2 separate regions of the Homo sapiens genome follow, and region 2 is linked to region 1. A link is a loop called in an ENCODE intact Hi-C map of the cell type or tissue named here. Cell type or tissue: heart right ventricle. All regions are shown on one strand. Links, peaks and the distances in the headings refer to the core of each region. The heading gives the core; the rest is flanking DNA.

Evidence for each region. Peaks named below come from ENCODE experiments on the same cell type or tissue, not always from the same donor. Only the 100,000 strongest peaks of a DNase experiment are listed, where the experiment ranks them.
Region 2: it touches region 1 in a loop (8-fold over the local background); 4 of 110 quality-filtered maps call a loop at or near these places.

What each region holds. Positions count from the first base shown.
Region 1 is chr19:23,785,665-23,801,499 of GRCh38, forward strand. All of the region lies in intron 1 of RPSA2 (ribosomal protein SA 2), which reads left to right. It also overlaps the pseudogene BNIP3P39. Among named protein-coding and RNA genes, the nearest start is that of RPSA2, 31 kb to the left of the region's middle. In heart right ventricle, for the core only: no CTCF peak of the experiment used is centred there; no DNase peak of the experiment used is centred there.
Region 2 is chr19:23,369,561-23,385,395 of GRCh38, forward strand. It overlaps ZNF91 (zinc finger protein 91), which reads right to left. Exons shown (of 4, transcript NM_003430.4): 2 at 5,078-5,204; 3 at 4,182-4,277. It also overlaps the pseudogene BNIP3P8 and the pseudogene CDC42EP3P1. Among named protein-coding and RNA genes, the nearest start is that of ZNF91, 18 kb to the right of the region's middle. In heart right ventricle, for the core only: no CTCF peak of the experiment used is centred there; no DNase peak of the experiment used is centred there; H3K4me3 peaks cover 1,308 bases; H3K27ac peaks cover 6,123 bases.

The sequences.
Region 1 (15,835 bases), core at 7,709-15,708:
AGATTGTGATGTATTCTTGGCCAAAAACCCAGGTGATGTTACTCTCCTCCTTTCTGCCTGTTCACAGGTAGGATTGTAAAATATATTTTGGTCTAGCTCACAGGTGCAATGGTGACTCTCATACCTCAAACCATCTAATAGGAGAGGTGCTGTCTTTTATAGCTAGGCCTAGGGTAATGATTAAGATCCTCGGTCTCCTTTTTTGTACAAAGTCATAGGAAATTACCACTTTCTTGTATACTATACACATCTCTTGTGGTACAGTGAGTGTCATTCCAGGGTTCAGCACACAGGTGAGATTGTGGTTCTCATGTGCACACCCCACCAATTGTTAGAATTGTCACCATAATACAATCCACAGTTAAAATTGTGACTGTCATATGTGAACATCCAGCCAGAGTTGGAATGATGATTTATTTCTAAATCCAGTACTTTAGCGGGTGAAAATTCTATCTGGACCCATGAAAAATTTACCTGGGCTTAGGGCCAGAGTAAACACAGTTTACAGGAGGAATGAAGGCTCTCATGTGCCAATCCAGTTCATTGGTGAAATTGTCAGTACTGTACTTAGACCCAACATAGAAAATGTGGTGATTCTCTTACCTAGAACTGGGACCTGTGCGGGATTGTTAATTTATTACTGGACCTTCCTGCGGGAGTGATTATCACATATGCCTATGTTCAGCACCTGAGTGATATGATTTTGCTGCCTGGTCCCAGTCTGAAGATAAGATTGTGATTTATCACTGGATCCAGCACCTCGGTGATTTGACTCTTCTTTTTTTGGGGACCCAACAAATTTTAAGTATTGTCAATTTTGGGTGAATCCTGCACCCATGTTATGTGACTCTCCCAAATGTGCCTTACATGTTGTGCCATATTGGGGCTCAATATATCACATTAGACATTGTTACATATTGCTGGGTTAAACACCCAGGTGATGTAACTTTTTTTTTCTGGGACTGCGTGCAGGGGACCTTGTGACATAACTCAATGTCCATCACCATACTGATGTTACTCTCTTCTCCTGCCTGGTCTCTGCTCACAGAGAAATTGTGACAGATTACTGGCCTAGCATCTAGGTGATGTGACTCTCCTCTTTTTTTCAGGCTCCGCATATTTGGGTATTGTGACATATTGCTGAACTCAACACCTAAGGGATGAGAGTCTCCTACCTGTGCCCTTCCTATAGGGGACATTGTGACATGTCTCTGCATTCCTCACCTAGGAGATGTGACTCTCATCTTCTGCTTGCACCCTGCCTACATGGAAAGCTGTGGCATATTGCTGTGGTCAGCAACCAGATGATGTGTTTCTCCTGCCTGGGTCTTAATAAAGACAGGAAAGATGGTTGACATATTACTGGGCCCAGCATCCAGGTGATGTGGGTCTCATCTTCTGCCTGGTCCCTGCTTACAGAGAAATTGTAGCATATTGCTACACCCAGCACCTAGCTTATGTGACTCTTCTCTTCTTTTAGGTTTTGCCTTCAGATGACATTGTGACATCGCTGGGCCCTGCATTGACAATTTGTGACTCTTCTGCCTGTGATTTGCACACTTGGGCCATTGTGACATATTACTGGGTGTGACACTCAGGGGATGTAATTTTTATGCCTGGGCCTTGCCTATAGGCGGCATTTTGAAATGTCTTTGTGGCTGGGTGTGGTGACTCATGCCTGTAATCCCAGTACTTTGGGAGGCTGAGGGAAGTGGATCACAAGGTCAGGAGTACAAGACCAGCCTGCTTAATATTGTGAAACCCTGTCTCTACTAAAAAAAGAAAAATACGAAAAGCAGCCAGCCATGGTGACTGGTGCCTGTAGTCCCAGCTACTCAAGAGGCTGAGGCAGGAGAATTGGTTGAATTCGGGAGGTGGAGGTTGCAGTGAGCCAAAATCGTGCCACTGCACTCCAGCCTGGGTGATAGAGTGAGATTCCATCTCAAAAAACAAAAACAAAACAAAAAAAAGAATGAATGAATGTCTTTGCACCAATCCCAAAGGTGATGTGACTCTCTTGTGTTACCTGGTCTCTGCTCACAGGAAGAATCGTGACCTTTCACAGCATATGGTTGATTTTTTTCTTTTATTTCTTACTTTTTCCTGCAGGAAAGATGGTGAAATATTAATGAACTAAGTACCAAAGCGATATTACTTTTTTTTCTTGGACCTGCCTACATAATACGTTGTGACATATTGCTGCGCCCTGCCCATAGATGATATGAGTTTTCTGCCCATCAACTATTTTATGTGACTCTCCTCTTTTATCTTCGTTTTGTCCGTAGGTTAGATTGCAATATATCTTTGGGCCTGGGTCATGCTAACAGAAGCGACAGTGATTTATTACTGGGCACAGCCCACAGGGTTGTGATATTCCTGCTTGACTCCTGCCCAAGTGGTCATTTTGACATATCTCTTGGCCAGTCGCCTAAATGATAGGTCTCTCCTTATCTTTCTGTACCTGTCCACAGTAGGAAATGTGACATATCTCTGGGCCCAGCACCTATGTGATGTGACCTTCCTGTCATGCCAAGGCCTTGCCTACTGTAGTGATTGTGCCATATAGCTGGGCCCAGCTCCTATGTATCTGACTCTCATTTTCTTCCTGAGCCCTATGAAAAGATAGCATTATAACATCTTTCTGAGCATTTTACCAAGGTGATGTGACTTTTCTTCCTGGGTTGTCCTCTCAGGGCATTGTGACATGTTGCTGGATGCAGCATTTAGGTGATGTGACTTCCTCTACTGCTTGGACTCTGACCAAAAAGGGATTGTGATGTATCACTTGGCCCAGCACCTATGTGATGGGACTCTTTTCTCTTGTCTGGGCCCTACAAACATTTTGCATTGTGACATATAGCTGGGTCTGCCACCCAGATGATGTGTCTTCTACGTAAGCCCTGACCACAAGAGTATTATGAAATACCTTTTCATTCATCACCTAGGTAGTGATGTGACTCTTCGTCAGCCTCTACCCTGCCATAAGGGAATTGTGATGTATCACTGGACCCAGCACCTAGATGATGTAACTCGTATTTTGACTGGACCTTGCATATTTTGCATATTGTTACATATTATTGGGTCTGACATTACGGGATGGGAAGCTCCTCCCTGGGCCCTGCCCACAGGTGGCCTTGTGACATGTTTTGGATCCATATCCTATGAAATATGACTGTCCTCGCCTACATGCTTCATGCACAAAGAAAAGATTGTAACATATCACTGGGATCAGCCACCAGGTGTGTGTCTCACCTCTCAGGGTGTTGCTCACTGAGAGCTTTGTAACATATCACTGGGCCCAGCACCCAGAAGATGTGACTTGTGGCCTGTGCTCATCTTTTCTTTTTTTTCTTTCTTTCTTTTTTTTTTTTTGACAGCCAGGTTGGAGTGCAGTGATGTGATCTTGGCTTACTGCAACCTCCGCCTCTTGGGTTCTAGTGGTTCTCCTGCCTTAGCCTCCCAAGTAGCTGGGATTACAGGCATGCATCACCACACTGGGCTTATTTTTGTATTTTTAGTAGAGGTGGGGCTTCACCATGCTGGCCAGTGTGGTCTCGAACTCCTGACCTCAGTTGATCCACTTGCCTTGGTCTCCCAAAGGGCTGAGATAACTGGCATGAGCCACTGCATCCAGTCTGCCTGCCACCAGCAGCCATCTTATAGAAATAGATTTTAATGCATCCCTGACCAGGTACCTAGGTGATGTGATATGACTCTCCTGTCTGGTTCTTTCCTTCAAAAAAGATTGTAACATCTTTAGACAAGCCCCAGGTGATGTGACTCTTCTGCTTACTCTCTACTCACTGATGTAATTGTGACATATATCTTGCCCCAGCTTGTAGTTGCTATGATGATTCTCACACCTTGAACCAGGCAATAAAAGAGTTACTCTCTCTCCTAGCTAGGCTTAGGAAAACAAGCACAATCCTTAGTCTCCTCTTTTTGCCAAGGTCCTAGAGAATTACCACTCTCTCACATATTGTATAAAGCTCTCGGGTGGCACAGACAGTGTCATCAAGGAACAAAATCACAGATGATATTGTGTTACTTTTTTTTTTTTTTGGAGACAGAGTCTCGCTCTGTCACCCAGGCTGGACTGCAGTGGCACACTCTCGGCTAACTGCAGTCTCAGTCTCCTGAGTAGCTGGGACTACAGGCATGTACCAGGAAGCCAAACTATTTTTTGTATTTTTAGTACAGATAGGGTTTCACTATGTTGTCCAGGCTGGTCTAGAACTCCTGACCTCAGGTGATCTGCTGGCCTCAGGCTTGGAAAGTGCTGGTATTACAGGCATGAGCCACTGCGCCTGCCCCCCAGCTTCTTTTTTGTATGTATATATTTATTTATTTTTTGAGATGAAGTATTGCTCTGTTGCCCAGGCTGGAGTGCAGTGGCATGATCTGGGCCCACTGCAACCTCTACCTCCCGGGTTGAAGCAATTCTCTGTCTCAGTCTCCTGAGTAGCTGGGATTACAGGCGCCCGCCACTGTGCCCGGCTACTTTTTGTATTTTTAGTACAGACGGTGTTTCACCACCTTTGTCAGGCTGGCTTGGCACTTCTGACCTCGTGATCCACCCGCCTAGGCTTCCCAAAGTGGTGGGATTACAGACGTGAGCCGCTGGACCCGGCCTGATTTTCTCTTGAACAATAATTTTATGTATTGTTAATATACATAAAATATTTTGGTTCACATTTTGAATACATTGAAAAAGAAAGAAAAAAGAGAATTTTCCCATGTTCTGGGGTGGGCCTGGCTCAGTTCAGGGAGGAAGTCCTCCCTGAAAAGGCTGCAACTTAGGCTGTCTCTCTTGTGTTAGGCTGATCACATCTTCTGTCACTCAGGGCCTTGAGAAGGTGGGGTCTTGAACGATATCCAGTCAGCGACATTGGACTGGAAACTGTCCAATCACACACACAACTGGAGCAGACAGAGCGACTTCCAGGTTGTAGTTGGGGGGACTGTGTCTCTAGCTGCAGATGGAGCTCCAGGTGTCGTCTTCACTGCTCTGTGTCCTCTGACTTAGAGTCCCAGCCTGTGTGGCCCTGTGACCTGCAGGTACTGGAGATCCACAGCAAAGACGCCAGGACCCGCTGAAAGCCTAGAAATGGTGAGATTGCCAGTTCCGACATCTGGAGAGGGGCAAGGGCTGGTTGGAACTGGTGGGAAGCAGCTGTGGTGGGACTCAGGCCTCCCCGCAGTCAGCTCCACAATCTGCACCCTGAGTTCTCCTTGCCCAGGTTGGCATCCGTCCCCTGCAGCCATAAGATGGCAGCTAGGCTGACAGCCGGGCCCCCGGGCGTCCTGTCTTCCCAGTGCATTGGCTGTGCCATGTCCTGGAGCCCTCTCTGGGCAGCTCTGCACCAGTAGCGCCACATCTCTCCCAGATTGTGCAGGGACCACGGGAGAATCATCAGGGCAGAATCCTGACTCAGGGTTATTAAAAATGTATGGGTGTCACAATGAAAGTATTAAATAATTTAATCAAAGGGTGATTCAAAAATTGTAGAGCACCCAGCTATGGTTTTAATTTATGGTCTGTGGAAGGGGCTTCTCGAACTCCTGACCTCAGGTGATCCACCCATCTCGGCCCCGTAAGTGCTGGGATTACAGGCATGAGTCACTGCGCCAGCCCTAGTTTCTTAATTTTTACACATCAGGGTGGAAATATCTTGGTTATGTAATCAGAGTTTAATTGGCAGTTTATAGTTGGTTAAGCCTGAAGCTTGTTTCCGGCAATGTAGTAATTTACCAAAAAATGCTCTTGAGTTTAGATTATTTTTTAGAAGTACAAATCCGGGGACTAGAGCCACCTCAGTCTAATTGCCTGCCACTTAATTATTTTCACACTCCAATGGTGACGGATTTTTCCCTGAATTTTTCACATGTGTGCCAAGCAGGACCTCAAGTCCACCCCTCATCCCATATTCCTCCAGCCTAACTCTGGCTTACAGCAAAATACTAAATTTCCAGTTTCGTCTGATATTCCCAAATGCCAATTTCCCCTCCCTAATTCACTTTATCAACTATTTGTCCTTGAGTGTACATTTTTATATTATTTTAATCTTTTCTTTTTTTTTTTTCTTATTGAGATGAAGGGAGACTTGCTCTATCTCTGAGACTGGAGTGCAGTGGCATGATCTTGGCTCACTGCAACCTCCACCTTCTGGGTTCAAGCAATTATCCTGCCTCAGTCTCCTGAGTAGCTGAGATTATAGGTGCCTGCCACCACACCTGGCTAATTTTTGGGTTTCACCATGTTTGTCAGGCTGGTCTCGAGCTCCTGGCCTCAGGTGATCCACCCACCTTGGCCTTCCAAAATGCTGGGATTACAGGCATGAGCCACTGCGCCCTGCCGACTGATTGTTTACTACATGATTTTTCATACAAATAATAAAATAATTGTCTGAAAGGAATAAATGATTTTGCTTTTCTTACTGAGATATAAAATGTAAGCACCTTAAAAGTTTCTTCCCTTATGTGAACACTGTGTTTGAGTAATATTGCTGAATTTTTCTAACACTTAGTTTCACAAACCAAGTTAATAACTCTGACATGGAAATTAAAGCTTAAGCCCAGTGACTCCAAGCTGAGGCTAATATTGAGCCTGCAAAAGGAGGTTATTAAGGCCCAGTTCCTTTTGGGGAACCTCCCCTGCAAATTTCCCAACCTGATTATCCAAGACATGGAAGAAGCCTCTATACTGAGAGAAACTACAGAGCCTTGGAATGCTGGGGATCCACAGGCAGATGCAGATAAGGTTAATATAAAGGAGATTGGGAGGGTCTTACTGAAGATGGAGTTGTTATTGTTTTGAGGCAGTTTCTAGACTTTTAAAAATAAAACAGATGTATATAAAAAATTGAATTTCGAAGGAGTATTGCAACAGGAGAAAGTAGCAACTAAGTTTTTTTGTTTTTGTTTTTGTTTTTTTTTTTGTGACAGAGTCTAGCTCTGTCACCCAGGCAGCCTCCTGAGTAGCTGGAATTACAGGCGCGCACCACCAAGCCCGGCTAATTTTTGTATTTTTAGTAGAGACGGGCTTTCACCATGTTGATCAGGCTAGTCTCAGACTCCTGACCTCGTGATCTGCCCGCCTCGGCCTCCCAAAGTGCTGGAATTACAGGTGTGAGCCACCGCGCCAGGCCAAGAGTTTTAAAGATTGCAAAGATTAGGCAGAAAAGGGCTTTGCCTTCCAGAGAAAAGCAAACAAGATTAGAAAGGAGGTTGGAGGGGAATGTTTAAATTGAGTGTAATAAAATCAGATTTTAGATTAGAGAATGTTTTACCCGGACGTCAGTATGTTCTTAGGAGGGACATAAAATGGGGTTGTATGGTGGCTCAGACTGAGGGTAAGCTCAAAGTTCATATCCTGTGGGAAGAGAATAAACCTAAGCTTGATTAAGAAGTATTTTATGTTGACTACTGAAGACAAAGTCAGCTTGTTTTTCAGTGAGTAAAAAGAAAAAGTACAAAGCGTTTTTCTGGCTGTGTGATAGGTAAGAAAACAGCACCATTTCAGTCATAATGGAAAGAGGTGGCTTTCTTTTTTTTTTTTTTTTTTTTCCCTTAAAGTCTTCCTGGAGAACACAAAGGATGAGAATTTTATTGATCACAGCTGTTTCTCACCTTTGTGCTTCATCTTTTCCCACCTTTTTTCTTGGTTCAATACATTTATTTCACTTTTTTGGGGTTATATCTTTTTTTTTTTTTGAGACTGAGTTTTGCTCTTGTTTTATTTGTATTTTATTGTATTGTATTTGTATTTTATTTTCTTTGTATTTTATATTATGTTATGTATTTTGTTTGGAGACAGGGTCTCAGTCTGTTGCCTAGGCTGAAGTGCAGTGGCATGATCTTGGCTCACTGCAGCCTCAACCTTCCAGGCTCAAGCAATCTTCTTTTTTTTTTTCTTTTGAGACAGTCTCACTTTTGTTGCCCAGACTGGAGTGCAATGGCGTGATTTTGGTTCAGTGCAACTTCCTCCTCCGGAGCTCAGGTGATTCTTCTGTCTCAGCTTCCTGAATAGCTGCTATTACAGGTGCCCACCACCATCATGCCCAGCTAATTTTTGTATTTTTAGTAGGGACAGGATTTCACCATGTTGGCCAGGATGGTCTTGAATTCCTGACGTGGTGATCTGCCTGCCTCGGCCTCCCAAAGTGCTGGGGTTACAGGTGTGAGCCATCCCGCCAGGCCAAGCAATCCTCTTGTACCTCAGACTTCCAAGTAGCTGGGACTACAGGCATGCACCACTAAACCTAGCTAATTTTTCTTTTCGTATTTTTTTAGAGATGGGATTTTTCCATATTGCTCAGGGTGGTCTTAAACTCCTGAGCTCAGGCAATCCACCTGCCTTGGCCTCTCAAAGTGCTGGGATTACAGGCATGAGCCATTGTGCCTGATCATACCGTATTTTCTTTATTCAGTCTACCATTGATAGGCATTCAAGTTGATTCCATGTCTTTGTTATTGTGACTAGTGCTGCAGTGAACACGCTTGTGCATGCATCTTTATGATAGAATAATTTGTATTTCTTTGGGTATATACCCAATTATGAGGTTGCTTGGTGAAATGGTAATTCTGTTTTTAGTTCTGTGAGGAATTACCACACTGCTTTTTACAATGGTTGAATTAATGTACACTCTTTAACAGCAGTGTATAAGTATTCCCTTTTCTCTGCAACCCTGACAGCATCTATTTTTTAACTTTTTAATAGCCCTTCTCACTGATGTGAGATGGCATCTTGTGGTTTTTCTTTGCATTTCTCTAATGATTATTGATGAGCATTTTATTACATGCTTGTTAGCCACGTTTGTCTTCTTTTGAAAAGCATCTTTTTCATGTTTTTTGTCTACTTGTTAGTGAGGTCTTTTTTTTCTTGTAAACTTGTTTAAGTTTGTTATAGATTCTGGATATTACACCTTTGTCAGAAGCATAGTTTGCAAATATTTCCTATTATTCTGTGGTTGTCTGTTTACTGTGTTGATAGTTTCCTTTGCTGTGAAGAAGCTCTTTAGTTTAATTAGGTCCAATTTGTCAATTTTTGCTTTTGTTGCAATGGCTTTTGGTATCTTCATCATGAAATCTCTGCCAGTTTCTATGTCTAGAATGGTATTTCCTAAATTATCTTCCAGGGTCTTTTATAATTTTCAAATAAATATTTCAGCCTTTAATTAATGTTGAGTTGATTTTTGTATATGGTGTAATAAAGTTTCAGTCTTCTACATACTGCTAGCTAGTTATTCCACCACCATTTATTAAATAGGGAATTCTTTCCACATTTCTATTGTCATCTTTGTTGAAGATCAGATGGTAGTAGGTATGTGGCATTATTTCTGGGCTCCCTATTCTGTTGCATTGGTCTATGAGTTTGTTTCTGTACCAGTTCCATGTTGCTTTGTTTACTGTAGCTCTGTAGTATAATTTGAAGTTAGGTAATCTAATGCCTTCAGCTTTGTTGTTTTTGCTTATGATTACCTTGGCTATTCGGACTCTTTTGGTTTTATATGAATTTTACAATAGTTTTTTTTTTTTTTTTAGTTAAAGATATTTTGGTCATCTGATTAGAATAGCATTAAATCTGTAAATATTGGGGTTAGTATGACCATTTTTAGGATATTGATATTTTCTACTTATGAGTGTAAAGTTGTTTTCCATTTGTTTGTGCCATTTCTTACTTCTTTAAGCGTTGTTTTGTAATTCTTATCATAGAGATCTTTCACCTTCCTGATTAGCTGTATTCCTAGATATTTTGTTCTTTTTGCAGCAATTGTTAATGGTATTGTGTTTATAATTTGTATTTGGCATGGATGTTGCTGATTTACAGGGATGATACTAATTTTTGTACATTTATTTTGTATCCTTAATGATACTGAAGTTGTCTGTAAGTTTAAAGAGTTTTTCCACCAAGACTATACAGTTTTCCAGACATAGAGTTATGTTGTCTGCAAAAAGGGATAGCTTGACTTCCTCTCTGTTTAAGTTCCTTTTTTTGTTGTCTTTTGCCTGATTGCTCTGACCAGGACTTCCTATTTTATGTTGAATAGAAGTGTTGAGAGAAGGCATCTTTGCCTTGTGCCAATTTTTGAGGATGAATGCTTCAAGCTTGTTTTTTTCCTTTATTTTTGAGATAGAGTCTCCCTTTGTCTCCCAGGCTGGATTGCAGTGGCACAATCTTGGCTCACTGCAGACTCTGCCTTCTGGTTTATGCAATTCTCTTTCCACAGCCTGTAAAGTAATTGGGATTACAGGCACCCCTGGCTAATTTTTGCATTTTTAGTAGAGATGGGATTTTGCCATGTCAGCCAGGTTGATCTCAAACTCCTGACCTCGGGTGATCCGCCTGCCTTGGCCTCCCAAAGTGCTGGAATTACAGGCATGAGCCACTGCACCCATCTGCTTCCAGGTTTTGTCCATTCAGTATGTTGGCTGAGAGTTTGTCATAAATAACTTATTATTGTAAAGTATGTACTTTTAATGCCTAGGTTTTTGAGTTTTTAACATAAAAGATGTTATATTTTATCAAAAGCCTTTTCAGCATCTATTGAGGTAATCTTGTGGTTTCTGTCTTTAGTTCTGTTTATGTGATGAATCACATTTATTGATTTGATTTGTGTATGTTGAACCAACCTTGCATTCCCAAAATAAATTCTACTTGATCATCGTGGGTTAGCTTTTTTGATATGCTGCTAAATTTGGTTTGTCAGTATTTTGTTGAGGATTTTTGCATGAATGTTGAAAGATATTGGCCTGATTTTTTTTTTTTTAATCTCAGCCAGGTTTCAGTATCAGAATAATGCTGTTCTTATATAATAAGTTGGAGAAAAGTTACTTTTTCTTAATTTCTTAAAATAGTTTCAGTAGAAATAATACCAGCACTTTTTTGTACACAGCTGTGAATCTGTCTGGTCCTTGGCTTTATTTGGTTGGTTGGCTCTTTATTACTAATTCAATTTTTGAGCTTCTTACTCATCTATTTAGGGCTTTGATTTCTTTTTTGTTCATTCTTGGAAGGATGTATTTGTTCAATAATATTTTCATTTTTTTTAGATTTTCTTGTTTGTGTGCACAGAGGTATTAATAGTAGACTTAAATATATTTTTGTGGGGTCAATAGTAATGTCTCCTGTTATTTCTAATTGTGTTTATTTGGATCATCCCTTCTTCCTTCATTAATCTAGCTAGTGGTTTATTTATCTTATTTTTTTTTTCATAGACTTAATTCCTGGATTTCTTGATACTGATTTTGGTTATTTCTTGTCTGCTGCTAGCTTAGGGATTGATTTGCTCTTGCTTCTTTCATTCTTTTATTTATGATGTCAGGTTGTCAAATGAAGATCTTTCAAACTTTTTTAGCATTAAATGCTATAAATTTCCCTTTTAACACTACTTTAGCAGTATTGCAGATATTCTGATGTGTTGGTTTTTTATTTTTATTTATATTTATTTATTTATTTATTTTGAGATGGATTTTCGCTCTTGCTGCCCAGGCCAAGTGCAATGGCACGATCTCAACTCACTGCAACCACTGCCTTCCAGGTTCAAGCGACTCTCTGGCCTCAGCCTCCCAAGTAGCTAGGATTATAGGCATGTGCCACCATGATGGGCTAATTTTTGTATTTTTAGTAGAGATGGGGTTTCACCATCTTGGCCAGGCTGGTCTCAAACTCCTGACCTCATGATCTGCCTGCCTCGGCCTCCCAAAGTGCTGGGATTACAGGCATGAGCCACCATGCCCAGCCCTGGCCTGTTTTTTTGTTCTTATTTGTTTAAAAGAACTTCTTGGTTTTTGCCTTAATTTCATTATTTATCAAGAAGTTATTCAAGTGCCGGTTGTTTAATTTTTATGTAATTGTATGGTTTCAAGTTGTTTTCTTTTTGTTGAATTATATTTTTGTCAAGCTGAAGAGTTCTGTAGATGTCTATTAGGACTATTTGGTCAAGTGTTGAGTTTAGGTTCTAATGTTTTGTTAATTTTCTTCTTCAGTTATCTGTCTATTAGTGCCTGTGGGATGTTGTAGTCTCCCACTATTGTTGTGTCAGAATCTAAATCTCTTCATAGGTCTCTAAGAACTTGCTTTATTCATATGAACCCATGAATTTTATATAACACCTTTCTCTTTTCTGCTTTTTCTTCCGTAAACATTCTTTCCTGTGTGCACAATGTGCAAAATGTAGATGTCCATGAGTTCAAGAACATGTTTAGAGACCTAGCTGTTGTAAAAGAAAATATAAATTAGAAATAAGAGGCTTAATTAGTCCACATAAAAATAAGAGAAAATATCTTACTAAAATCTCTTTTCTTAAAACACTTAGATTATGTGTAGATTTTTATCTCCTTTTTTTGAAATATATGTAAATCATTAACAGCTAAATAAATCTTTGTTATGTATTTATTTTTTTTTTACTCACGATTGTCTTTATCTGGGACCTGAGATTAATTGCTTTGTTTCTGCTTTGGCAAAAGGTTATTCTTATTATTTTTAGTCTTTTAAAGTTGACACAGATTTGTTCACAGTAAAACTCATTCCAAGAGCACACAAAAGTTTAGCATAAAAATAGGATTAAATTTAGCAAAACAGAATTATAAGGACTAAAAGATATTGGTAATTTGATTGACAGAAACCTGTTTATCCAACATGATTATTTACAGGCTGAAGTACTTACACTACAAAAGCAAAAATAGTACAGTTTATAAACTGAACAGTGGAGTATATTGTCATACCTTGGTTTCTATTTATTACTTCAGTACAATTAGCATAGTTATGTGTGGTGTTGTTAGACAACCTGCATTCATATACATTTAATAGTATTTTCTACAATAGTATGAATATAAAGCCACAATGTCTACTTTGAATGAATTCCTTAATTCTTTTATTATTGTGATTCATACTTTTGAAATGTAAAGTTTTTCAATTGAAATACAGTTACAGAAATTTTTTAAAAAATCCTACATACATTATGACTAGTATGTTAAAATTATTCCTACTTACATATTTATATCTAATATCCAAAGAAATTTTACTACCACATTGTTACAGTAGATATTAGTCTGCTATGCTTATTAATTTAACCAATAGAGATAATTATAAGTAAGCATAATTTCAATGTCTTTCATTTCACAAATTGGAATGCTGCTATTGTAGGACAAATAAAGACAGATGATGTGGCCACCCAAAAACTGTAGTAGCTCTCCAGTTAGCTACCTTGCAGGTTCATGTATATTCCACTATATTAACACAGTCAGATTTTAATTTTTTATCAAAGTGCTGGTGGAAGTTGTCAGATATATTTGAATATAGATTCTGCATTCAAAGGCTAGAAAATTAGAGAGCAGCAGAGATAGAAAAAATATTTTATGATTCTGCTGATAATATACCTCTTTTCTTCATAATACTCATGTTTCTCATGCTGAGAGTAGCTATGCACTTTGGGTATTTAGAGAGAAATTGTTTTTGCAGGAATATTTTCTGGCTGACTTGATCAATCTTATATCTAATTTCAGTTTTTTCTTAAGATGCTTTTAACTTCTTTTTTTTCTCTCAATATAATCTTTCTCAGAGTGAGAGCTGTTTTTCTGTAGAATGCTTTGTGTATCTGTTTTAGAAGCCCTATTAGTATCCCATAATGTCTGTGAAAGACGTGGCTGTCACAGTGAGAACTCTTGGAGCTATCTCTATCTGGATGCATGCTGGAAATCTAGCAGTATATTTTCCATGTCACCATTATAAATAGAAACTGTGGCTTAAATAATGCTCTCATTTCCGTTATTGTGAAGGTGCAGTTCTACCCAGGGAGGCTCTCTTCCTGCAGCTCAGGCTTCACTCTTTGATGTGACACTAAAGTGCTGCTATGGCAATTGGCGTTCACCTATGATGTGAGCTGCCAGCTGTGAGCCCTGTGCTGTGGTCCATACCGCAGTGGCAGATGGTAGGAAACAAAAGAGGACACTGGCCACCAGAAGAGGGGAAGCCGGAGTACTGTAACCCCGTCCTCAGGGAGGAGAGAGGTACTGCTTTAAAATGCAAGTAGCCAAAAAGATAGCACCCTATTCAACCACTTTTGTAGAAGAGTGAAAGTCTGCCTTCAGCAGGCAGCTGGCTTCAAGTTGCAGAACTATCTTGTCAGGAAGATGTGAAAAGGTTATTTTGTCATTGAATATAACCAATTAGCATATATGGATGACCTCCCCAATGTCCAGGTGAATTTAGGATGAACTATGTATGACATGGTGCTGTGAATTCTTCTACTTGTGAACTATTTATGGTAACCATCTTTATGTCTTTTCGATCTCTTAAGCAGACTGACTGTAATACATTTGACATTCAGATTTAATTGTGTAATGAAAGAGTTTTCTTTTTCTTTTTTTTTTTTTTTTTTTGAGACAGAGTCTCGCTGTATTTCCCAGGCTGGAGTGCAGTGGTGTGATCTCAGCTCTTTGCAACCTCTGCCTGTCAGGTTCAAGTGATTCTCCTGCCTCAGCCTCCCAAGTAGCTGGGATTACAGGCACATGCCACTATGCCCGTCTTTTTTATTTTATTTTATTTTTTTTTATTTTAGTAGAGATGGGGTTTCACCGTGTTAGCCAGGATGGTCTCTATCTCCTGATTTCATGATCGACCCGCCTTGGCCTCCCAAAGCTGGGATTACTGGTGTAAGCCAGCATGCCCAACCTCTTTCTTTTCTATTATTGTGGTTTCTCTGGGGCTGAAGAGAATTTTTTTAAAATTATATTTCCTAGAATTACCGGACATAATATAAACAAATAAGGTGCCAACCAAGCTTTACTCTAGAGGGGACTTTCCCTCTCAGGCTTCTAGCCAACTCACAGTTATGCTGTAAAGTGCATACTGTCACCTAAATATGCAGGCAGAATTGTGTCTCTGCCTATTTGGTATCTATAGTCCTCCACAGTCACTTCTAGAGGGGCTAGAGCAGATTTCTACAAACTTTTTTTTTTTTTCTTAGATGGAATTTCACTCTTGTTGCCCAGGCTGGAGTACAGTGGCACAATCTCAGCTCACTGCAGCCTCCACCTCCTGGGTTTAAGTGATTCTCCTGCCTCAGTGTCCCGAGTAGCTGGGATTACAGGCATGCACCACCAAGCCTGGCTAATTTTGTATTTTCAGTAGAGACAGGGTTTTTCCATATTGGTCAGGCTGGTCTTGAACTCCTGACCTCAGGTGATCCACCCACCTTAGCCCCCAAAGTGCTGGGATTACAGGTGTGAGGCACCTCACCTGGCCTAGATTTCTACAAACTTAATAGGGCAGATATTAACCATTTTACTTCTTTCAATGACTCTTGTATCTTCAGACCTGAAACTGATTCAGAGACCATGGAGCCCAGAAACCCAATCAGTGTAACAAGTGTGCATTGAGTAGACATGGAGACATGAGAATCTCCACTTCTCTTTTTCTCCTCTTGCTAAAATGCTCACAATTGCAGGTAACACCTGCTGCTACTCCACCCATCCAGGACCTAAATCTGCAGCTCCAAATTCTAAATCTAGGTCTAGAAATTAAAAAACAAAACAAAACAAAAGTTTCATTTGAGAAATGCAAGTCTTTTTTTTTTTAGGGGAGGGTTGGGGGGGATGGAGTCTTGCTCTGTCACCAGGCTGGAGTGCAGTGGCGTGATCTCGGCTCACTGCAACCTCTTCCTCCCAGGTCAAGCTATTCTCCTGCCTCAGCCTCCCGAGTAGCTTGGATTACAGGCATGTGCCATCACACCTGGCTAATTTTGTATTACTTTTTTCAGCAGACATGGGCTTCACCATGTTGGCCAGTATGGTCTCGATCTCTTGACTTCGTGATCCACTTGCGTCGGCCTCC
Region 2 (15,835 bases), core at 4,633-12,632, 420 kb before region 1:
GAAAAGGGGGAAATGTGGGGAAAAGATAGAGAAATCAGATTGTTGCTGTGTCTGTGTAGAAAGAAGTACACACAGGAGACTCCATTTTGTTCTGTACTAAGAAAAATTCTTCTGCCTTGGGATGCTGTTGATCTATGACCTTACCCCCAACCCTGTGCTCTCTGAAACATGTGCTGTGTCCACTCAGGGTTAAATGGATTAAGGGCGGTGCAAGATGTGCTTTGTTAAACAGATGCTTGAAGGCAGCATGCTCGTTAAGAGTCATCACCACTCCCTAATCTCAAGTACCCAGGGACACAAACACTGCGGAAGGCCGCAGGGTCCTCTGCCTAGGAAAACCAGAGACCTTTGTTCACTTGTTTATCTGCTGACCTTCCCTCCACTATTGTCCTATGACCCTGCCAAATCCCCCTCTCCGAGAAACACCCAAGAATGATCAATAAAAAAAAAAAAAAAAAGCAAAAAACAAACAAACAAACAAACAAAACTTATATTGATTGTTGGTGGAAAGCAGGATGCACCCATTATTTTATAATGTTATAAATGTACTTTAAATAAAATTATTATCAAATACAGCAATTCCATTTATGAATCTATATCTAAAATATGCATCATAAGACCCTGAAGACATATTTGATACAACGGAGTATTATTCAACCTTAAAAAAAAACACAAAAAACTTGTCACATTTAAAGATACACTTTGAGATTATGTCAACTGAAATAAACTAGTAACGAAACGATAAATGTTATGATTTCACTAAGATATATAAAATAGTCACACTCATAAAAACAGAAAGTGGAAGGGTGTTTGTCAAGGGCTAGAGAGAGCATAAAATGGTCAAATGTTATTTAATGGGCATTTCATTTTAATTTTGCAAGATGTAAAATTTCTAGAAGTCTTTTGCATAACAATGTTAATATTAACAGGCCTGAAATATACAGTTTTGTTTAGTTTTTTGAGACAGGGTCTCAATCTGTCACACAAGCTTGAGTAGAGTGGCACATTATGGCTCACTGCAGCCTTACACTCCCAGGCTCAAATAATCCTGCCCCTCAATCTCTCAAGTAGCTGGGACCACAGGTACACACCATCATGCCTGGATATTTCTTACATAAAAATGTTTGTAGAGAGGGTGTCTCCATATTTTGCCCAGGCTGGTCTCAAACTTTTGGGCTCAAGCAATCCTCCTGTCCTGGCCTCTCAAAATCCTGGTCTTACAGAAGTGAGCCACCACCATGCCTGGCCCTGACATGTACATTGAAATAGATTTAAGAAGGTAAATTATATGTTATGTGTTTTTACAACAATTATTTTAGGAAAAAAGACAGAAAAAATAAAGAATTATAAATTTTCTTGAAAATTACCTTCAAATCACAAAAACTTTTTTTCACACAAAGGAAATACATATTCATCATTAAACACATGGTGAAAATAATGCTATTTCAAAGGCTACTCACTTACACAAGACAAAACCAACATTGAAAGTGAACTAAGAGGCTGGGCAAGGTGGCTGACACCTGTAATCCCAGCACTTTGGGAGGCCACGGCAGGCAGATCACCTGAGGTCAGGAGCTCAAGACCAGCCTAACCAACATGAGAGAAACCCTGTCTCTACTAAAAGAAAAATACAAAATTAGCCGGGCATGGTGGTACATGCCTGATATCCCAGGTACATTAGAGGCTGAGGCAAGAGAATCGCTTGAATCTGGGAGGTGGAGGTTGCAGTGAGCCAAGATCATGCATTGCACTCCAGCCTCAGCAACAAGAGCAAAACTCCATCTCAAAAACAAAAAAGAAAAAAAAATGAGATAAGAAAGAATATATACAAGATAAGCTATAACCAAAACTGGGGTCATATTTGTAGACATAAAAACACACATATATAATCTGATTGTGATAGACATATGGCTCATTTATCTTTTAATTAAATCCCACACTGACTTAAAGTATACAAACAGAATTGCAAATTGTCTAAAATTATAATACATAAGTAAAACCAAAAAACAATAAACTCATATTAAGGAACTTACACTAAAAAACACACTAATGTAGAACTGCAAGAAAATAATGAAAGAAATGTTTACTCATAAAATCTAGTTGGCAACATTAATGTACGTTAACAAATAATTTGTCTAGAAAACGGCAATGTTTGACTAACTGTGCAGTCATGGAAGGCAGGCACTTTAAATTACTGGTATCTATTGTATGGCAATAAAATCCCAGAGAAAATGTAGTACAATCATAAATAGGAGATGCTAATGAGAAACTTAATAGATAAGCATTTAAAAGAAACTAGTGTCAATTTTTATGTTTTAAATATGTGCTATTTTTACACAAAATAAAATTACTGTAATTCAAGTTTAGAACCAACTATAGCCTTAAATTGCTAAATTATGTATATATTTAGCAAAATATGGTTAGAGCTTCATGTATAAAACAAATATTTGAGGAATACATTATGTTATTATTTAGTTACAGGCTGACAAAAGTGGCTGAAAATTCTGTAATTCCTATTTGCCTGCCTGTATACTAATTACCTAACTCACACACAACATGTACATTCTAGTATATTGTCCTAAATGTCTGAATCCAAAACTACAGACAAATTTGAAGTAGAAAATAAAAATAAAAATTTATATGGAGAGTGACATTAATAAGATAAAAAAAAAAAGATGCCCTATTTGCTTATCTCCTGACAGCAAGAAAATTTGGCAGCCATTCCTGACAAAAATGCGTTTGTGAGAGAACCAGGCATCATGGTTCACACCTGTAATGACAGCTACATGGCACATTAAAGTTGGAGAACTGCTTCCGGTCAAAATATTAAGACCTGCCTGGGTTATGTTGCAAGACCCCATCTCAAAAATAAGTGCCTTTAAGAGAGCTCTGAGATCCAGGATGGGAGTTATGAAACTCTGCTGAAGCCCAAGATCGAAGGTAATCCTTTTTAGAAGGCAAGCCTCATTCAGGCAGCAAACTACAGGACTACTGTTTTTGGCTACAGACAAGAAAATATTCCACTTAACTTGGTTCCACTGAGAATTTTGAACTGTACTCTGTAACCATCCCAAACTCTTCCCAGCTACAGACTTGGGGAGGTTCTGCCCTTCCAGAGGCCTGGAGGAAGACACCCATTTATAGCCATGCAGCAGGCCTGCAGACTTTGGCCTTTACTGTGGTCCCTGAAGCAGGTCCATGATTCAGTTCCAGCTCTCTGAGCCACAGTTCATGGCCGGTTCTGCCTATGTAGAAACCCAAAGTAACGTGGGAAAATCCTCTCTTGTACTAGATGAAAGCCATGCTCATCCACATCCTCATATAAAGCCCACCATATGCAGACCTGACTGCAGAAACCTGCCCTTGGGTCTGCCCTGCAGAGCAAAGTCCTGAAGGATATTCACTCTGTCCAAAAATTAAATGAGAATTATAACTATCCAAGCCCCTTTTAACAACACAACTAAAGGTGGACCCTTGTGCAAACCCAGCAGACTTAAGACCAAGCTACAACCCTTCTTCACTACAAACCCAGATGACATTCTATCACTCTGAGGACCCAATAAAAATAGATTTTTACTTTCTGAAACCAGTCTATAAATACTTGAACAAGTGTTTGCTCCTTCTTTACAGTCACCGATGCAAAACTATTGTTTCTTATTGTCAATGCTTCTATTTTAACATAGCACTCAAAGTATGTGGAAGACAAAACAGTCAAAAGAAAAATTTAAAGTCATTGAAATTGAAGACCAGTAAGTAAAATGTTGCTTTTTGTAGATCATGTAATCTTATATATATATATATATATATATATATATATATATATATAAATAAACAGTACTTTAAAACCTGTTTAAACTAATGAATACACTCAGTTAATTAGCAAAATGTAAAATGCAAAAAATTAGCAAAATGTAAAATTAGCAAAATGCACTCTTTTCTATGCCATGAACAGTACTCTGGCTGTCACTGTAAACTTGAAGAAAGATCATTGAAGGGAAAGTAGAATTCTTAGAGATTTTATAAGCATTAACAGAAGTGATAGCATAATTTAAAAAAAAAATTCAGGCTTCCCAGAAACTATTTCCTTTGGAACACAGCTTCTCAGATCACTTTAAAGACCTGCTTTCTTCTTGACTTTGGGCCTCTCATCCTTGTCGTCTGTTGTATTCACTCTCACCTACCTGTGGGTTCATCCACCATCTCATGTTGCTTCATATTCCAGGGCTCTTTTCCTTGCTCCAGATAAGTAATCAGGTCTGGCTTAGAGAGAGCAATACCTGTTTTATTAAAAATAACTAACATGAGTCTTGCTCATATTCTCCACCTGCCAACTTAGTAATGTGCTCAGTAAAGAGCATATAATAGAATATTCTAATAAATTGTCCCAATATACTAATTTGTAACAGAAATGTTTAAATATTTAGAAGATATTTTAATTTTATAGGTTCTTAATTTTACTGCTTGGTACTACTGTATCAAAAACTGGTGATGGCAATTAGATTTTAAGGTGTGAGTAACAGTATTTTATGCCACAAAACTTCTGAAATTACCACTAATCTAAAGTGAAGGACACAGATCAGCTCAGGAATGTGGAAAGTTCAGGTCAAGATGAAACATCTTGAGGAAATTCTTTTCTAAACAAACAAATCCCCAGGATTTTCTTGAAAACAGAAATCTGAAAGCATAAATTTCCAGAAAACATTCTACAAAACAGAAATGAAGCCTGTAATCCCAGCACTCTGGGAGGCCAAGGCGGGCAGATCATGAGGTCAGGAGATCGAGACCATCCTGTCTAACACAGTGAAACCCCGTCTCTACTAAAAATACCAAAAAAAAAAAAAAAAAAAAAATTAGCCGGGCATGGTGGTGGGCGCCTGTAGTCCCAGTTACTCCGGAGGCTGAGTCAGGAGAATGGTGTGAACCTGGGAGGCAGAGCTTGCAATGAGCCAAGATCTCGCCACTGCACTCCAGTCTGGGCAACAGAGCAAGACTCTGTCTCAAAAAAAAAAAAAAAAAAAAAGAAAAGAAGTAAAACCATTAGTTTATATTAGAAACTTAGTATTAAAGTTTTCCTTACCCAGGAAGGCCAGGTTTCTGTAGTTCTCTAACATCACATTCCTATATAAATTCTGCTGTGCAGTGTCCAGACATTGCCACTCCTCCGGAGAGAATTCTATGGCCACATCCCTAAATGTCAACAGTCCCTGAAAAACACACACAAACACACATATTTACAAAGTGGCTATGGGCAGAATTTTTCATTTGACTCAAGGTAAAATCAGAAAGTGACTAGAACTGGTTCTGACTTATAAGAGTGGCTGAAATTATCCAATAAAATAATTGTCAACACACAAACGTTTTGTAATGTATTCTCTAACTCTGAGAAAAGAGAGTGGCATAATACCCACAATATCAGTGTATATATGATACTTGTCTAGATGATAAAGTGTAAAATTGAGGGCATAAATATTAACAAGTACATTTTTGAGTGTTATATTTACATAATACAGAATGACTTGTGTATTTTTTTCAGGTGAAAAAGGCATAGTTGTTATATATTTCAGACACAATAGACACGTTGAGTTAGAAGGTACCACTCAAAATTTTTTTTTTTTTTTGAGACAGAGTCTCACTCTGTTGCCCAGGCTGGAGCACAGTGGCGCAATCTCAGCTCACTGCAAGCTCCGCCTCCCGGGTTCCGTGATTCTCCTGCCTCAGCCTCCCGAGTAGCAGGGACTACAGGTGCCCACCACCACGCCCGGCTAATTTTTTGTATTTTTAGTAGAGACAGGGTTTCACTGTGTTAGCCAGGATGGTCTCGATCTCCTGACCTCGTGATCCTCCCGCCTCGGCCTCCCAAAGTGCTGGGATTACAGGCATGAGCCACCATGCCTGGCCAGTACCACTCAAATTTTAATGTGTATGATAAACTAGACATCTTGTTAATGCAGATTATTTTTTCAGGAGATCTGAAATAAAGTCTGAATTACTGAATTTCTAAAAAGTTCACTAGTAATGCCAATGTTTTGACCCCAAAAGACTATTCTGTCAAACATCCAGTAAGTGGAACAGCCTGTGTTTTTTTCAGTTTTTCTGGCCTGTAAACAAAGATGAGAGCTTTCATTTACCAAAAAAAGATCAATGCAAAGAAAACCTAAAAAAAAAAGGGCAGCTGCCAGATTAAATGTGATGTTTTATGCACATCACCTGCATAAAGATACTTAATGATGAAGAGAAAAATAACTCTGTAGTGAAAAAATCTGTAAGAGAGCTTATTAAGCAAGTGAGTTATTAATACCAATTGCACTAGGACAAGTTTCTATAGTATGCTGATGCACCATATTGCCCCCACTAAAGTAAATTACAGTCTCAATTTAACCATAAGAAAATATCAGTTGCATGGAAAGTTCAAGGTACAGGTATCTTCCGTGTTCTACAATTTTTAATAGTGATTTTAAGTACTTTCTTTAACACCCTAATAAGCAGCTATATCCTGATAATTTTTTCCAAACTTTCTGGGTAATAAATGCCATCCTGTTTAAATGAGCACTTTCTTAATCCTGTAATGCACAGAGATAATAAAAAAACAGAACCTCAACATTATATGTTCTCCATCTTCACTAAGAATCCCAGGTTTTCTCCATAGAAATAGATTATCCACACCTTTCCATGTTCAACAGCCACAAAGAGAACATTTTTAATATTGCAGATCACAAATTCATGGTGAGAATTCTGCATGGCATATAAGAAGCCATCATGCAGAGAAGGCTCTGGTAGATAGAAAAGAAATATTTTCAGAGATCCTTGACTATCATAAGCTTTTTTTTTTTTCTCTTTTTTTTTGAGACGGAGTTTTGCTCTTGTTGTTGCCCAGACTGGAGTGGAATGGCACGATCTCGGCTCACCACAAGCTCTGCCTCCCGGGTTCAAGCAATTCTCCTGCCTCAGCCTGCCGAGTAGCTGTGATTACAGGCATGCATCACCACACCCAGCTAATTTTGTATTTTTTGTAGAGACAGGGTTTCTCCATGTTGGTCACACTGGTCTCAAACTGCCAACCTCAGGTGATCTGCCCGCCTCGGCCTCCCAAAGTGCTGGGATTACAGACGTGAGCCACCACGCCTGGCCTATCATAAGCATTTTTAAAAGTAGTTAAGACAAACTCATTAGGGAGAAAAAATACAGGTACAGAAGTAAAAATTTGCAAGTACTAAACGCGTGGCATTCCACGAGGCAGAGTGGACACAGCTCTTGATCTGAGACATGTTTAGCTGAAAAAAAGCCATTTTTTCTCTTTCTCCTCCTCCTCTCAAATTCTTTCTCAGATGAGTTTTTCTGGACTAATTATGTCTGCATTTTGAGAATTTGCCTTTAATAATTTGAGCACATGTTTACCTATTACCACCACACCCAAAGGCAGAAGGCCCAAGACACAAAAACTCTACCCATTTCTGTCCTGAATAACAGAAAAGATTCAGAACAATGAGCTGCTCCACAGAGATAAAAATATAAGTTTCTCTTTTTTTTTTGTCCTCAGGTGCCCTCCCCTGCTACGGACATCAGCAATTTCTGCTACAGTAATACAAATATTGGCCACACTGTCCTGTCCTTACCAAATCCAAATAGAACAGGTTCCTGGACCACCCTTTAGTGCAAAGGTGGAACTTAACTCTCATGAATGTATCTTAAACTTCTCATACTTGATTCTGGCACCTTAGAGTCACAGGAGACACTTAATTAAAACAAATAGATGCTATCTTCAGAACATTAAACAGAAACTGTGAAAAGGGCACAAGAGAGTTCTGTGAATTGGCCATGTGCTTCTAATTAGAATCCTGAGCTTATAACCACTTACCTAAGCATTGCCACTCAAGCTTTAATTAGCTTATAAATCACTTGGTAAACTTGGCCCCACTCTATGTAATGTGATTCTGCAGGTTTGGAAATGGTCCATAAATGGGTGTTCTAAACAAGTCCCCTGTCAGTGCTGATGTCACTCTCTCTGGTCTCATTATTAGCATTTGTTAGAAAAATGAGGCACAGCACAGAGTCCCTTACACTCAGCACTCCTGTCACAACACAAATACTTCTGATACAAATGAAGACAACCATTCTCTATCTTAAAGTATACTACTTGCTGGCTCTTTAAAGTTCACAAAGAAAACAGAAAACAGCAATTTCTGAGTAAGTCTGCATTTGGAAAACAACATGTGCACATGTACTAATGCAATGTTTATTAAGCAGGTACTATGTAATCAACAGGATGTTACAGAGCACTGTGATAATTCATTATTTGATTTAATTCTAATAACACCCTGTGAGTTGATACTAAGTGTTGAATAATCCCAAGGATTTAGAATAAGGATCCAGCATTTTTATTTCTTCTTCTGTTTTTGTCACTCATTTTTTTAAAAAAATGCATAGAATAAAATCTAAATATAGACAGATGAGAGGGATACAGATAGAGTGTAATGTAATTTAGATGAATTATTATGTTTATATTTACTATTTTGTGACTTGTGAATCAACTACTGTATCTGCAGGAACAGAAAACAAGTTGCTAAATGGAATGTCTCTGTAAACACTGGTTTTAATATAAAATTATTAAATTAAGACCCTATAATACATGTTATTTTTCCATTTATCTGCTATTGGGTTTCAGAAAAGTGTGAGCACCAACTCTAAAAAGGCAACAGGATTCATTACCCAAAACTCTGATCTCTACTAGTTAGTTCTGCGAGGCAAAACTCCAGGGTAGGGCAAGACTTAAATAAGGCCTTCAAAAAGGGTGAATCTAAACAGGGCTGAAGCAGGGTGTAGAGTTGATGTAAAATTCTGTTCTTTATGCCACTGGGGAGTATTTTTAGTTCCGTTTCTTTTTTTAAACTTAGCTAAAAAACAAAAACGAAAACAGAAACTTAAATCTCAGAGTTTGTGTAATTTTAATCTTTTTTAGCCCCACTGCCCTTTCAATTTTATATCACATACTAATAAGCAATTTAAACAAATCCCTTAAGGTTTTCTAGAATAATTTTTTAGATGATAAATAAGTATTCTTAGCAGGGCATAAAAAATACAAATAATAACTTTTTTGTTTATTAATATATGTTCAGGTGTAGACATCACAAGTCACAAAAATATAAAGAAAACGGCCCAAATAAAGCCCATATTTTTGCACACATCTATTTATTGTACCCAACCTTTTGATGCATAATTAAACCACTTATCCAGTTGCTAGTCTAGACTAAAAGTTCTTGCATGGTAGGGACCATGACTGCTTCATCTATTTTTCTAATGACTATATGAATTGGAAGCAATTAGTTTATTTGTTTGAGTCTCCAGACCTCCTCATCATTTTTCACTCAAGTACCAGGGAACTAGAGAAACTCTCACCTGGGTACCAACCAAAGACATCTCTTGTATGAGGGGAGGAGCAAACACAGGATGACTCATTTCTTTTACACTAAGTTAGAAGCAAAATTAACCACTCTAGTCAGCCTGACACAATTCTGTTCTGGAGATTCTCAAATGTCTCAAAGATACCTAGGTGACTGTGAGAGCATTTCCAGTGACCCTGGGCTGATGGTCCAATAATAAGCCAGCAAGAGAGACTCAGGCTGATTCTAAATAGAAAATGAAACTACCAAATAGGCAGAGACACAATTCTGCCTGCATATTTAGGTGACAGCACACATTTTACAGCGTAACTGTGAGTTGACTGGAAGCCTGAGAGGGAAAGTCCCCTCTAGAGTAGAGCTTGGTTGGCACCTTATGTGTTTATATTATGTCTGGTAATTCTACACAGTGTTTGGGAAATATAATTTTTATTAATTCTCTTCAGCACCAGAGAAACCACAGTAATAGAACAGAAAGAAAACTGTCTCATTACACAATTAAGTCTGAATGTCACATGCATTACAATCCATCTGCTTAAGAGATTGAAAAGAAATAAAGACGGTTACCGTAATTAGTTCACAAGTAGAAGAATTTACAGCGCCATGTCATAGGTAGTTCATCCTAAATTCACCTGGTCATTGGGGAGGTCATCCATGTATGCTAATTGGTTATATTCAATGACAAAATAAGCTTTTCACATCTTCATGGCAGAAGGTAGTTTTGCAACTTGAAGCCAGGTGCCTGCTTAAGGTAGACTTTCACTCTTCTACAAAAGTGGTTGAATAGGGTGCTATCTTTTTGGCTACTTGCATTTTAAAGCACTGGCTCTCTACTCCCTGAGGACTTGACTAGTGCACTCCTGCTTCCCCTCTTCTGGTGGCCAGTGTCCTCTTTTGTTTCCTACCATCTGCCACTGTGGTACAGCCCACAGCACACGGCTCACAGCTGGCAGCTCACATCTTAGATGAACGACAATTGCCACAGCAGCACTTTAGTGTCACATCAAAGAGTGAAGTCTGGCCGGGTGCGGTGGCTCATGCCTGTAATCCCAGCACTTTAGGAGGTTGAGGTGGGCAGATCATGAGGTCAAGAGTTCAAGAGCAGCCTGGTCAACATAGTGAAGCCCCATCTCCACTAAAAATAAAAATAAAAAATTTGCTGGGCATGGTGGTGGGCACCTGTAATCCAAGCACTCAGGAGGCTGAGGAAGGAGAATCCCTTGAGCCCAGAAGGCGGAGGTTGCAGTGAGCCGAGATTGCGAGATTGCACCATTGCACTCTGGCCTGGGCAATGGGGGGAAAATCCGTCTCAAAAAAAAAAAAAAAAAAAAAAAAAAAAAAAAAAAAGAGTGAAGCTTGAGCTGCAGAAGGAGAGCTTGCAGGCCTCCCGGGTAGAATCGCACCTTCACAATAATGGGAATGCGAGCATTATCTAAGCCACAGTTTCTATTTATAATGGTGACATGGAAAATATACTGCTGGGTTTCCAGCATGCATCCAGATAGAGATAGCTCTAAGAGTTCTCACTGTGACAGCCCATGTCTTTCACAGACATTATGGGATACTAATAGGGTTTCTAAAACAGATACACAAAGCATTAGAAAGAAAAACAGCTCTCATTCCGAGAAAGATTATATTGAGAGAAAAAAACAAGTTAAAAGCGTCTTAAGAAAAAACTGAGATTACATATAAGATTGATCAAGTCAGCCAGAAAATATTCCTCTAAAAATAATTTCTCTCTAAATATCCAAAGTGCATAGCTACTCACAGCATGAGAAACATGAGTGTTATGAAGAAAGGGCACATTATCAGCAGAATTTTAGAAGATTTTTTTCTATCTCTGCTGCTCTCTAATCTGCTGCCCATTAAATGTGGAATCTATATAGAAATATATCTGACAACTACCACCAGCACTTTTTGATTAAAAAAATTAAAACCTGTGTTAATATAATGGAATATATGTGAGCCTGCAACATAACTAACTAAACAGCTATACAGTTTTGGGGTGGCCAAATCACCTGCCTTTATTTGTCCTGTAATAGCAGCATTCCAATTTCTGAAATGAAAGCCACTAAAATTATACTTACCTATAACTATCCCTATTGGTTAAATTAATAAGTATATCAGACTAATCTCTACTGTAACAATTTGGTAATACATTTTCTTTGGATATTAGATATAAATATGTAATTATGAATAATTTTAATATACTACTCATAATGTATGTAGGATTTTAAAAAATTTTCTGCAACTATAATTCAGTTGAAAAACTACATTTCAAAACTATGAATCACAATATTAAAACAACTATTTAAGGAATTCATTCAAAGTAAATATTGTGGCTTTATATTCATACTCTTGCAGAAAATACTATTGAATGTATATGAATGCAGGTTGTCTACAAACATTATACATTACTATGCTAATTGTACTGAATAAATAGAAACAAAGGTATGACAACACACTCCACTTTTCAGTTTATAAACTGAACTCTTTTTTTCTTTCTCTTTTTTTTTTTTTTTTGAGACTGAGTTTTGCTCTCATTGCCCAGGCTGGAGTGCAACGGCATGATCTCGGCTCACCTCAACCTCCACCTCCTGGATTCAAGTGATTCTCCTGCCTCAATCTCCCGAGTAGCTGGATTACAGGCGTGCGCCACCATGCTCAGCTAATTTTGTATTTTTAGTAGAGACAAGATTACTCCATGTTGGTCAGGCTGGTCTATAACTCCCAACCTCAGGTGATCCGCCCGACTTGGCCTCCCAAAGTGCTGGGATTACCAGCATGAGCCACCGCGCCCAGCCATAAACTGAACTCTTTTTTCTTTTGTAGTATAAATACTTTAGCCTGCAAATAATCATCATGGATAATCAGGTTTCTGTCAAACAACTTACTCAGTATCTTTTAGTCTTTATAATTCTTTATTGCTAAATTTAATCCTATTTTTATGCTCAACTTTTGTGTGCTTTTAGAATGAGCAAGACTGAACAAATCTGTGTCAACTTTAAAAGACTAAAAATTGTAAGAACAATCTTTTGCCAAAGCAAAAACGAAGCAATTAATCTCGGGTCCCAGATAAAGACAATCCTGAGACAAAAAAAAAAAAAAAAAAAATGACAAAAGGTTTATTCAGCTGTTATTTGATTTATATATATTTCAAAAAAAGGGAGATAAAATATATACGTAATCTAAATGTTATAAGAAAAGAGATTTTAGTAAGATATTTTCTTACTTTTATGTAGACTAATTAAGCCTCTTATTTCTAATTTATATTTTCTTTTACAACAGCCAGGTCTCTAAACATGTTCTTGAACTCCTGGACATCTAAATTTTGCACACTGTGTGCACATGAAAGAATGTTTATGGAAGAAAAAACAGAAGAGAGAAAGGTGTTACATAAAATTCATAGGTTCAGATGAATAAAGCATGTTCTCAGAGACCTATGAAGAGATTTAGATTCAGACACAATAATAGTGGGAGACTACAACATCCCACAGGCACTAATAGACAGATAATTGAAGAAGAAAATTAACAAAATATGAGAACCTAAACTCAACACTTGACCAAATATTCCTAATAGGTATCTACAGAACTCTTCATCTAAAAATAACATAACATACATTCTTCTCATCGCCACGTGGCACATACTGACCACACAATCAGAAATAAAAAAATCCTCAGGAAATTCAAAAATCTCAAAATTATACAAACCAAACACACAGAGATATTACCACTGACCCCACAAAAACATCTTGAAGTCTATTATGAACACCTCTGTGCACACAAACAAGAAAATCTAGAAAAAATGAAAAAAAGTATTAAGGAATACATCCTTCCAAGAATGAACAAAAAAGAAATCAAAGCCCTAAACAGATGAACAAGAAGCTCAAAAACTGAACTGTAATAAATAGCCTACCAACCAAATAAAGCCAAGGACCAGACATTCACAGGTGGACCAGACGTACAAAAAAGTGCTGGTATTATTTCTACTAAAACTATTTTAAGAAATTAAGAAAAAGTAACTTCTCTCCAACTCATTATATAAGAACAGCATTATTCTGATACCAAAACCTGGCAGAGATAAAACAAACCAATAAAATTCAGGCCAGTATCTTTGAACACTGATACAAAAATCTTCAACAAAATCATGACAAAATCCAGCAGCATATCCAAAAGCTAACCCACTATGAGCAAGTAGAATTTATTTTGGGAATGCAAGGTTGGTTCAACATACACAAATTAATAAATGTGATTCATCACATAAAAAGAACTACTAAAGACAGAAACCACAAGATTACCTCAGTAGATGCAGAAAAAGCTTTTGGTAAATTTTAACATCTTTCATGTTAAAAATCCTCAACAACCTAGGCATTGAAGGTACATGCTTTAAAATAAGTTATCTATGACAAACCCTCAGCCCCAATATACTGAATAAACAAAACCTGGAAGCGGATGGGTACAGTGGTTCAGTCCTGTAATTTCAGCAATTTGGCAGGCCAAGGCAGGTGGATCGCCTGAGGTCAGGAGTTTGAGATCAACCTGGCTGACATAGCAAAACCCCATCTCTACTAAAAATGCAAAAATTAGCCAGGTGTGGTGGCGGGTGCCTGTAATCCCAGCTACTCAAGAGGCCGAGGAAGGAGAATCGCTTGAACCCAGAAGGCAGAGGCTGCAGTTGGCCAAGATTGTGCCCCTGCACTCCAGCATGAGAGACAAAGGGAGACTACCTCAAAAAGAAAAAAAAAAAGCTTGAAATATTCCTCCTTGAAAACTGGCAAAAGGCAAAAGATGCCTTCTCTTAACACTACTATTCAACATAAAATTGGAAGTCCTGGTCAGAGCAATCAGGCAAAAGATAAAAATAAAAGGCATTTGGCTGGATGCAGTGGCTCACACCTGTAATCCCAGCACTCTGGGAGGCCAAGGCGGGTGGATCACGAGGTCAGGAGTTCGAGACTAGCCTGACCAACATGGTGAAACCCTGTCTCTACTAAAAATACAAAAATTAGCCAAGCGTGGTGTCACGTGCCTGTAATTTCAGCTACTCACGAGGCTGAGACAGGATAATCGCTTGAACCTAGGAGGCAGAGGTTGCAGTTAGCGAGATCGTGCCACTACCCTCCAGCCTGGGCGACAAAGCAAAACTCCATCTAAAAAAAAATTAAAATTAAAATTAAAGGCGTTTAAACAGGAACAGAGGAGGTCAAACTATCCCTGTTTGCAGACAACAGGTTTCCACATCAGGAAAACCGTAGAGACTTGGCAGAATAGCTCTTTAAACTTACAAATAACTTCAGTATAATTTCAGGATACAGCCCTCCGCGCCCAACCAATCCCGGGCTGCAAGGGACCTGGGGAGCTGCAGCCTGGCCAGGGCAGTGCACTCAGGTGGCCTCGCTTCCCTGCAGGTCACCGCCCACCACGCCGGAACCGCGCACAGCTAGAGCCACTTCTGAAGCCACTTGAGAAAAATTTGACAGTTCCTAACGAAAAAGATTCTTCAGAAACATATACCATCTGTGAAAAAAGTTGCCCTTTCTTCCGCTTGCAAAACAGACATTCTCAAATTCCAAAATGCCAGCCAAGGCCCCAATTTACCTGAAAGCAGCCAATAACAAGAAAGGAAAGAAATTTAAACTGAGACATTCTGTCTCCCGATATCATCAGTCCCCCTCTTGGAGGCTTTTGCCATACCATCCAAATCGGCAAAGAGGGCCAAGCATGACGTCTTTGGAGATATTTCCTTTCTTCAAGGGAACAATGAGCTTTTACCTGGAAACTAGGAGAAAGCACACCTGGGTCAGCTCCCCGGGCATAGTAAGTTCTTCCGGGCCAACAGCACCTCAGACTCTGTGTTCACAGAAACACCCTCCTCAGTGGTCAAAAATACCATCTCCCTCACGATCACTGGAGGGTCCCAAGCTCTCATGTTGCTCTTATTGTCACCGGTGAACTTTAATTCCAAACAGGAGTCCTTTCGGCCAGCAAAGTTGCCAAGGCTTAGCTGCGAGCCCGTCATGGAGGAAAAAGGTCAGGAGAAAAGCAGTCTGTTGGAGAACGGGACAGTCCACCAGGGAGACACCTCATGGGGCTCCAGCGGTTCCGCATCTCAGTCCAGACAGGGCAGGGACAGCCACTCCTCCAACCTGTCCGAACAGTACCCCGAATGGCCAGCCGAAGACATGTTTCACCATCCCGCGTCATGCAAGCTCATCAAGGGAAAGACTAAGTCAGAGGAGTCCCTCTCTGATCTTACAGGTTCCCTCCTCCCCCTGCAGCTTGATATTGGGCCCTCACTTTTGGATGAGGGGCTGAATGTCACGGAAAAAAATAAGTAACAGGATGCGAACTTATTTCCTTTGGGGTAGAAGGTACAAAAACAAACTAAACTAACTGCAGTTGAACAGAAGGGCTTCTGAAGCTGTATTTGCAGTTTTGTG